Regions from separate parts of the Mus musculus genome. Here region 1 is linked to region 2. Evidence: chromatin contacts called from ENCODE Hi-C or POLR2A ChIA-PET data. All regions are on one chromosome and are shown on one strand. Each heading gives the region's core, a stretch centred on a gene start or an enhancer-like site at or near the end of the contact. The rest is flanking DNA. Distances are from core to core; before and after follow the strand shown. Region 1 has its middle 12 kb from the start of Zbtb18. Region 2 has its middle 41 kb from the start of 2310043L19Rik.

Region 1 (5,072 bases), core at 30-2,529, 260 kb before region 2:
CTCTGCATTGCGGTCCTCGCTGTGCAGAGAGAAAATTACGTGCATATACAGGCATATAACAACAGGCTGCAATTGTCTCAATGACTGCAGCAGTGTTGAGATTGTTATACTGATCTGTGGATAGATAATCTCTTCTGAGCCCATTTATGTCTGTGAATGTGTTCATATGAACAAAAACTTGCTGGATTTTCCATCTCTGGGATGCCGACCACCAAACGGAACCATGGAGAAAGTATGGGAGAACAGACAAATCATAGACAACTCTCTTTAAATTAGTTAAAACGATAGACACCTTTATGTTTTCTTTCTGTGGACTGTAATTTACTGGTTGGTAGCATACACACTAGACTCACCCCCTCCCACGTCCTACAATGTTACTTATAATTTGTATCCCACTGCAGTAAGTTTTTAAATTGTATCTATTCTTAACACCATATATTCCCTAATGACACAGATCCTACTAAATATCTGGAGGCTTGAGTGTCCCCAGCGATCTGATGGTGGGGACATCCAAAACCTGGACTCTTATATCCCTACCAGATAGGATCTAAATTCCCACTGAAGGTGCATGCTGTTAGTGTCATGACTATTTTCAACAGAAACAGAAACTACGTGGGTGTACTGGTCCCTGGGGTGCTGTAAGGCAGCCAGCCGGATGTCAGATGCAGGTGGTCTGACCCAGAGACAGACTGCTTTCCTGTGGCCGCACATCATCCCATAACCCAGCAGAGGGATCATGCCAACCAGGCACAACCGCAGAATGCTCAGGGCACATCCCTCCCCAGGACAGCCTACTGTCTAGTTAGAAAAATAGCATAAGGATGGATATACAATGACCTGACTCTCAAATCCCCTCTCCGTAGGAGCACTGAGCATCAGCTGAAGTGGCCTGGGAGGTGTAGAATCAGTACTGGGCGCTTCATTTGGAACTGCTGACTTCCGTAGGTGGGACACTTTGCCTTGCTTTGCCTCAGGAAGACAGATGGGAACCTTCGAGGCAAAGGTGTTGGGGAGATTTTCCTCCATGCAAATTTTATCTTGCCACGGAATCAAACACCAGTCTGTTTCGGTATGCGCTCGCTCATTTCCTCCGCGCCACACGAGTCGTTTATTTGCAATCACGTTCGCATATTCTGGGCACTGCACATTGGTTCAGTTCACAAGGGGACGGAAACAGATAAAGATTTTGTTAATGGATCCCTTTGTGCATAAAAAGAACTCCCATCTCCCCTCCCACATGCTGTCCCGAATTCCCCTCTTCCTCCTCCAAGTCTTACTTTTTTCTCAGAATGTCTGTGTGTGCCGCATGGCAGTGATTTTCCCTTGGTAATTGCCTTCTTCAAGAAGAAACTTTACAACAGTGAACCCCCACAACACTGTCGTATAAACCAGGGCTGCTTCGAGGCAAAAAAAATCAAGTTGAAAATTATACATTGTGAGTTTTGACATTAAAAAAAGAAGAAGAAAGACTCCCTTCAACACGAGTAGAATTTTGACTGCTGTCCCCAAACATTTACATTTAAATGATAGCCTTCACCAGACCTGTGCGCACTTGATTTTACAGTATGGCGTTCAGAGGAGATAAATGGTGACTTTATTTCAGCATATTCATCTTACAAGTCTGCCTCATTCTGCTTTCTTTTCTTTTTCTTTCTTTCTTTCTTTCTTTTTTTTTTTTTACAAAAGTAGGGTGGAATTCTATGAAAATCTCCGTTGTGGAAACGGAAGAGCTCATGACTTGTCTTGGTAGGGGTCTGTGCCCTGAGATGGCAGTGGCCAGCTTGAGGTGAGAGAAGCATACCTTCTCAGAGTGTCCCCAACCCCAAGAAAGGATCGTGGTAGCAGTAGCTCTCTTTCCCTTGCAATAGCAACAACAAAATGATGCCACAGACAAAAACTGTCATGTCCCACCCACTCCATCTGTCCTTTGCTGTGCACCCACGGCTCCCTCATTCTACAAATTAATCTTTCACACATTTTTCAACAAAAAAAGTGTTAATGTTATAAAAGAAAAAAACAAGGAAAACAGAAAGGGCTGTGTAGAAAATAAATTAAATTTAAATTTGATGGCAGTTATGACTTTTTTTATTGACTATAGGAGCAAACAGTCACATCAAATTGGTGCCACTGGCATATAATTAAAACTACAGGGCACCCTTAATGATCTCTGACAATGATCGCGTGTGTGGTTTTTTTTAAATATAGCATGCACATTTTGTCCAATTTGGGTCTTTTTTCCTGTTGCTTTTGTCCTCTTTCTGAGTGGGTATTATTCATGAACCGAGTCTTTATTATCTATTTGGCCATCTGCATAGCATTGGCCATAGTCCCCTGTATTGTAATTTTGAGTGAAAATAAGGGCTATGGGAGATTGCAGCCCTAAAAATAATAATACTAGCAGTGAGAACTCAAATTTAAAAAAAAAAGAAAAAAGAAAAAAGAAAAGAAAGAAAAAAACCATGAAGGAAAAGACTCGGGATGGAGGTGAGGTTTAGAGGCACATGGCAAGGAGGTCAGAAACATGTAAACCATTTTGGGAATGGGATCTGGACGTTCACGCTGAGCAAAGCGACGTTACTCCCGTTGCTGAGAGGCCCTGCTGGATGGGATGCTTCCTCAGGCTCCAGTGTCGTTCAAAGAAAATAAAATCCTCTGTTTTCTCGAAAGATCCTCTTGTTTCAGAAGATCCTCCTGTTTCGAAAGTTTGTAGACCTCATAATGCAGTGGTGGCCCCAAATTCTAGCGCCGCCGTGCCCTTAAACTGATGATCACGATGTTACTTCTTGAATGCTCAGGTTTGCCCATACCGGGTCCCTTGTTTTTAGTTCAGTGAATGGAGATTTTCTAAAAATAAAAGATAAGAGATAGTATTTCTCATGGAAAAAAATGTGGGGACTGTAACTATAACTTAGTTTTAGGTAAATCACTTGCCTCGCGCATGATTTGGGTTTTATCCCCTAAAACGGATGTGCATAAATGCATGTGTGTGTGTGTGTATACCTGTATGTATGTATATATGTATGTATGTGTATGTATTTGGTTATGTGGATACCTGTATATATGTATGTGTATTGGTGAAAGATGAAAGGACTGAAAACTGGCAAAACTACTGCTTCTAAATGTTGCCTAACCTTATGGTTCTCTCCATCTGCTTTGCCTCCTTTTGACCTTTGCTTTCTGAAATTCTCCTCTTATTAGGGTTAGATTACCTTTTCTGTCTACTTCTCAGATTTTCTTGCAGCCACTGGGAGCCTATCAAAGTCAGCTGATTGAAAAATGAATTTGAAAAAAGAAAAGGAATTGAATTACCAAAGACAATTCCTAGGAAGAGTTAGATGTATAGGGGCACACTGTATGTATGACAGTAACAGTTTAGTCTCAGATGCAAAGGCAAAATATTCTACTTGCTTTTAATATTTCTTCTAGTTTTTTTCCCTCTCGTTGACCCCTATTAGAGGAGTATACAATTAAAGCTACACACACACACACACACACACACACACACACACACACACACACATACTGCTTGGGCTTACTACCAAAGAAAGACAAAATCTGTCAATTATCTCATTATTTAGAAAATGAGTTATTTACTTATGCTTAATAGTGGCTTAAATAACTTCCTCTTTTGTATTTATATTTCTTTCTAAGTTGGTTTGTGTAGGTAGATAGTAACAACCTACACGGCATAAAATCTTCAGATTTGGAAAGTTCAAGCTAATGACTTTCACATCCATACTGATTTACCTAAAAATAACGCAGCAGCTCTCAAATCAAGAAAGACAACACAGCTTCACAAACAGCCATTGTGCACTGGCTCGTGTTAAGTAAAACCTAGGCTGTATTATTTCATTAGCTTCATAAGTAAATAAGCTACTACGGGTTTGATGCAACTTGCATGGATAAAGAATACTGTCATTAAAATAATTAAGAGTTCATCTGGGGCTGGTGAGATGGTTCAGCGGTTAAGACCACTGACTGCTGAGTTCAATTCCCAGCAACCACATAGTGGCTCACAACCATCTGTAATGTGATCTGATGCTCTCTTCTGGTGTGTTTGAAGATAGTGACAATGTACTCATATAAATAAAAAAAATAATAATTTTTTTTAAAAAATTAAAAAAAAAAAGAGTTCAGCTGGATGTGATGGCATACAACTTTAACCCCAGTGCTTGGGAGGCAGAGGCAGTTGGATCTCTGTGAGTTCAAGGCTAGTCTGGTCTACAGAGCAAGTGTCAGGCAAGAGAGGGCTACATAGTGAGGCCTTTTCTCAAAAAGAAAGATAAACATTTTAGCACACTGACTGGCATGCAGTTTTTAAATGGCATTGTAAATTATACCCTTGTATGGTAGTAGTATAGATTACCTCCATGGGATATGAAGAAAGTAAAACGATAATTTAGATGCTTGTTGTAAAGCTTGCAGTTGAATTTCCATTAAATCGGTATTGAAATGATTGATAGTTCCCAGTCTTATCCAGACCTGGCTCCTGTGTAGTATGTGTGAGGCCCTGGGATCAGTGCCTCCAGCTGAGGAATGGGAAAGGCTAGATCTTCATTTAACATTTAATGTTACATTTAATTACATTTAATGTAACATTTAATGTTTGTTTCTTCAAAGCTCCCAATTCTTCCTTAACAGCAAACTCATGGGCTTAAGCACTCATAATCAAGGCCAACATATTTAGTCTTTTAGTTTTTTTATGAAAATACAGGGATTCAAAGTCATAGATTTAAAAGTATTCTGGAGATATGATATAATGGAGATGCTTTTAATAATAGAGACTCTCCACTTTTTGAAATGTTTGGGCCGGTATTTTTTGCTTCATCCTTTCTTTCACATTACTTCTCCATTCTCCAAAGTATTATCCTATGGGAAACTCCGTGTGGATGTTAAACATTGCCTCTTAGCCACAACTTCTGGTTGCTCCAATAACTAGAAATTCCACAACAGCTAGTTGTGCCTCTCTCATGCCTCACTTCAATGCTGCTGTAATTGTGGAGTTGGTTAGCAAGGCAGAAAGGAAGGGGACCACGGGTAAGTAGAGCCCTTGCTCCGAGTGTATTCCTTCT
Region 2 (5,189 bases), core at 1,816-4,315:
CTATTCTGTGTTGCTAGAGGAGCCCTCCACAACCAACCTAATTCCTAGCCCCTCTGGATAGTTAATTTTAAAGAGAGCATTAGATGAACGCACAAATTCTTATCCCTTCAAGTACTCATTCAACAACCTTTTAGTAGGCAGCGACTGAGGGAGTGGGATTCAGCATTCCACCCTATGCCCGCCTGCGTACAGATTCCTTAAAAGCCATTGCCAGGCTGGGGAAAGCACAGACAGTAGCGCTGGACTAGAGACAGCCCAGCTGCTAACAAGACCTGAGCATGTTTTTGACTGTAGTGCTCTATCTCCTAGATGCTGTGAGGATTTTAAAAAGATGCTGTGGTCCAAGGCCTTACACATTGGAGTTTGACATACCCTAGACAGTGGAGAAAGGTCTCAGGTTCTAATCTCCCCCCGACTCTTCCCATCGTTTGTTTGTTTGTTTGTTTGTTTGTTTGTTTGTTTGTTTCCATCTTCAAACTTTGCTACCTGTACCATCTGCTGTGAAGGGGACCTGGGCAACTCTCCTGCATCCCACGTTCACACTGAAGCCCTGGTCCTCCAAGTGAAAATATGTCACATGAGGAACTTTGGGGAGATTTTAAGGTTAGAGCAGGCCATGAAAGGGGGCACCCTCTCGAATGGAGTTAATATTCTTTTATAAGAAACACAAATGTTGAATCCATGGCAGCTCATGCCTGTGATTCTAGCAGGAATTTGAGAAGCCGAGGTGTAAGTATTGTGTGTTTCAAGTTAGACTGAGCTACACAGTAAGTTCCAAGGCAGTCTGAGCTATAAAGGGAGTTTAAGGCTAGCCTGAGCTACACAAGCAGATACTGTCTTCAAAAACAAATGAGGATGGGGAGAGGGAAGATTAAACACACACGCACGTGCACACACACACACACACATGCACACGCACACCATGTGGGTCCATAATTATTAACCAGCCACCTTTAAAAACCCAGGCAAGATCTTCACCAGGCACTGGATCGCCCAGTGCCTTGACCTTGGACTTCCCACCCTCTGGAACTGTGAAAAATGTCTGGTGTTTGAGGCACCCAGTCCTGCCTTACAGTAGCCCAAGCTGAGACACCATCTCATACACTCAGGTCAAACAAAACACAAAGACAGAGCTTAGACCATAATATGCTGAAGAATAGAAACTCAAAATTGGGTTTCGTTATTGTAAAAGTAGAAGATTTTGTCCCAGAGACTAAATTGATTCTCAAGAAGCCGTGCTCATTTACCTAGTATACTATATGGCTATTTTTTTTTTCGGTTATTTGTTGTTTTGTTGACTCCAGGTGTCATATAGTTCACACTGGTCTTGAACTCACTGTGTAGCCCTGGCTGATCTTGGAGTCACGGTCCTCCCAGACTTCACCCTTTCAAGTGCTGCGATCATAGACAGGAGCCTTGTGTATTTTGGCTGTTTTCATGCTGGGAACTCAAATCTGAGTAGTTATGACAAAGACATTTTCATCTCAAATTGTTATGTAAGGTATGGCTTTCAAAACCCCAAATATTGACTATCTGGCTCTTTCTAGAAAACATCCCCAGGCCATGCTGTGAAACCCATTCCATCCTAAAGGCCCGAATTGAGGTTAAATGCTGAAAATTATCCTTTCAGCTTGAGAGTCAGTAAGGTTTACAAGGCCTGGTAGTTGTGGTTGAGATGAGAAGGAACCTGGAGGTTAGAAGCAGAGACAGCTCTGGGTGGCGGCCTCTGGCCTGACTATAAAAACAAAACTGAAGGCTAACTTAAGGCATGTTTTTAAGTAAATAAGACCAACTAGGGATGCAGCTTCGTGGTAGAGCATCTGCCTACCTGAGTTCCAGTCCCAGCCAAGCAATAGTCCATTAACTAATTAAGTTAAAATAAAGTGAAAGGTATTTTCAAATTCAAGACAGCAGAAGTGGGATAGGAAGCAGAAGTAATGGGCTGTGCTCCGGTCCCTAATCTGCCACCAATTAGGTGTATAATTGGCGCAATCACTTCATTTCCTTGAGCTGTTACTTTATTTACAAAATAAGAGGCTCCTCCATTTATTGAAATTCACGGGCTCCTCCTGTGGGGAGCTTGCCACTTCAGACCGGGACATTTTGGGCTCTGGAGTAAGAGCCTATCTTATCTCAGGATCTCAAGGTGAAATAAAACATTCAGTGATGCCCTAGGTAGTCCAGCAGGGTTGTGAGGAAGAACTGAAAATTCAGAGTACTGTTGGCTCTACCGCGTCTTAGTGATATTCACCATGGTCGTAATTTATCACCATCTTGCCTTCCAAATAGATAGATTAGTGTAAGCCTGTCCACCCAGCGAGCTTCTCCCATCTGCAGAGGGAGGAGGCAGCGGGACAGCTGCGGATGGGACCGTCAGCTCAAATTATGTAACAGTAGCGGAGAAAGGCAGAGGCTTTCTCAATTTAGGCTTCTTGAGACTAGCGTTACCACGAGTTTCTCTACCCTAAACTCTCACCACACACAGCAAAGATGGCTTTGTCCCCAGGGCAGTTAATCCACGTAGCAAAGGGATCCCATAGGCATTGCCAGAGATCTTGGGGTAATTGAGACCCGACAGCAGATAAATCCTGCAGAATCAGGACCACTTTCTCTCTCCAAAGCCCTAAAGTGAGGAGCGGCTTTCCAAAAGCTCAAGCTTCTAAGCTTGTTTATCCCCGTTTGTGGCCGACGAGTCCTCCGTCCTGGACTACAGAGCCCTGCTCCCCCCTCCTCCCCTTAGTACTCATTCAGAGAAGTGACCCCAGTTGGCAGCCCAAGCTGCATAGACTGCAGTCAAATAACACCCAGATGAAACTGCAGCTGATGGCTGGCCTTTTCCATCAGTGGCTGCTGTGTGCAGCTCTCTCCTGGCCTCCTGAGGTTCAAATGCCCGCCTGATTTTGCCCTGGAAGCATCCCAGCCCAAACATGGAACAAAAGTTCCCTCTGACAAGCCTGTTTGGATTCCAAAGTATGTTTTTATGCTTGCTGGCAAATAGAACCATCACCAGCAACAATAACAACACTGTCTCCCCTCACTGAAGCGACTTCATTTCTTCACATTTGTTCCAGAGCTGGACAGATGAATAATGTTCGCTAAGGGGCTGGCCCAAGTCCTGACCTCCTGCCTCCAAGAGCAAACAGAAGTGACACACAGGCTTATCTGAACTTTCAGTTGCTTGATTCAAAACAGAAAGAGAGAAAAGTTGCTATTTAACCTATGTAGCCACCTAAGGGCTTTTGTTTTGTTTTTCCTTTATTCCTTAGTTGTTTATTATTATTATTATTATTATTATTATTATTATTATTATTATTATTGTTATTATTTATTCATAGCTTTCATTTGTCTTCTTCAGCAAAAGAGGACCTTACTACTGGTGCCCCAATGAAGCCAGTTTCTCAAAGACCGAGATTAACCTGACATCTTGTGGCCATACTGGGTATATACAAGTCTAGACAAACCAGCCCCTTATAAAATTAGGGAAGGGATACAGAAAATGTTTGAAAGGGTCTTCAAAAATATTTCCCGTGGTGTTTTATTTAAGACATCTCAGGAAGTCATGTAGTATGTCTTGGGAAAACCACACACAGGACGATATTTAAGTACCAAGTAACTACTTGTCTCTCTCTCTCTCTCTCTCTCTCTCTCTCGCTTGAACAGATCACTTCACTCTAATGATTGGCTTCTCATCTGTAAAATAGAGTTCATGATAAATATTATTATACTTTTCTGAGGCTTATATAAGATAAAGCAAATCAAATGACTGTTAACGATTGAGGGTAGCTTAGTGCTAGAGGCCAGGCTTGGCATGCAGGAGGTCTTGTGTTCAGTTTCAATACCAAAACCAAACCAAAATAATAACATTTAAACGTTACATACACTATGAGAACACTAAGGATTCCTAGAAGTAGAGTCTAAACTCATACTTGGTTAAATTTCTTCAAAAACCCAAAACCTGTTTTGATGCCTAACCCCAATATAGCATAAAGCCCTGGCCTCAGAATAGATAAAGAGAACAAATCCACACAGTCATATGCTTTCCTAAATATACCCACTGCCAAATTCTCTCTCGTGTTTTTTGTGATGTAAGTACAGCCATTTTCTTTGGTCTTTCCACTTAGGGCCATCAAGTGAACCGTGAGGAAGGGGTAGGAGTCTTGAGGAGTTAAATCATCACAGATCACGTGGTGCCTGACTGGCGGTGGGGCTTGAGAACCTGTGCCTTCTGTTTACAGTGCTGGGAGGAAGGTCTTGGTGTGATTGTGATGTTAGAGATCAAACCTTTGTCTTGATTTATTTTTAAAGATGTATCCATTTTTTTTTATTTATATGAGTACACAGTAGCTGTCTTCAGACACACCAAAAGAGTGCATCGGATCCCATTACAGATGGTTGTGAGCCACCATGTGGGTGCTGGGAATTGAACTCAGGAGCTCTGGAAGAGCAGTCAGTGTTCCTAACAGCTGAGCCATCTCTCCAGACCTAAACCTTTTGTTTTGTAAGTGTACCAAGTGCTAAACATGTTCTCTATCACTAGGTCACACCTCTGTTTGTACCTCATCTTCTGGAAAAAGCAGGAGTCCAACACAGCAGCCCCAGAAGCTCCTGGGTGTCTGTGTCCCACAAGGGTGATGCAGGGTGACTCATCGAATACAAGATGGGTTTGGCTATTGCTGTTGTGCAGCGTGTGGTGTGGAGGAAGCCAAGAACTCATCAAAGCTAGGGGGTTGATGAAGAAATGTGCATTGCATAGACCTCCTCTTGTGCTAAATTTCAGTTCTGCTAGGGTCAGTGGGCCAGCTAGGTAGTGTCCCACCTACCGACAGCATTTAAGCACTCCCAGGAGCACAGAGTGTCTTCCCATTCACAGATGATCTTTTCTGTGTCCTCTACTTGCTGAATTCACTGCTTGTCTCCCTGGTACATGAGGTGAACTTAGGGTGCCTCTGACAGCAAGATCAATAGCTTTACACAGAGAGAGTAGCACACCAGCCAAAGGGACCTCAGCTCCTTGGGTGAATGGTGAGGAGAGGTGACACAGACTTCCAGCCATCTTCCCTCATGCTGGGTTTCCCAGACCTCCACACTGTCTAGGGGACTAACAGGAGGGGGGACACTGCAAAGGGGAGGGTGACAGGATGTGAGGGGCAGATGTTCAAAGAACATTATAAGCTTGTCTTGAAATGTTA

What was found. A loop is a pair of places that touch in the nucleus more often than their neighbours do. ChIA-PET counts read pairs that join two places held with the same protein, here RNA polymerase II (POLR2A).
Region 1: a loop to region 2 is called in a map of v-Abl transformed pro-B cells, with 3 times the contacts of the local background. The contact joins two enhancer-like sites. A Hi-C loop is called at or near these places in 4 of 37 maps with a recorded cell type or tissue (Patski, T-helper 2 cell, mouse trophoblast stem cell and 1 more). POLR2A ChIA-PET finds 5 or more read pairs at or near these places in 1 of 5 experiments (embryonic stem cell).

What each region holds. Positions count from the first base shown.
Region 1 is chr1:177,427,368-177,432,439 of GRCm38, forward strand. No RefSeq gene overlaps it. Among named protein-coding and RNA genes, the nearest start is that of Zbtb18, 12 kb to the right of the region's middle. Within about 2 kb of position 1,280, at least 1 of the 3 ENCODE cell types and tissues checked has a DNase peak (open chromatin) inside an H3K27ac peak, as active enhancers do.
Region 2 is chr1:177,681,691-177,686,879 of GRCm38, forward strand. No RefSeq gene overlaps it. Among named protein-coding and RNA genes, the nearest start is that of 2310043L19Rik, 41 kb to the left of the region's middle. Within about 2 kb of position 3,066, at least 2 of the 3 ENCODE cell types and tissues checked have a DNase peak (open chromatin) inside an H3K27ac peak, as active enhancers do.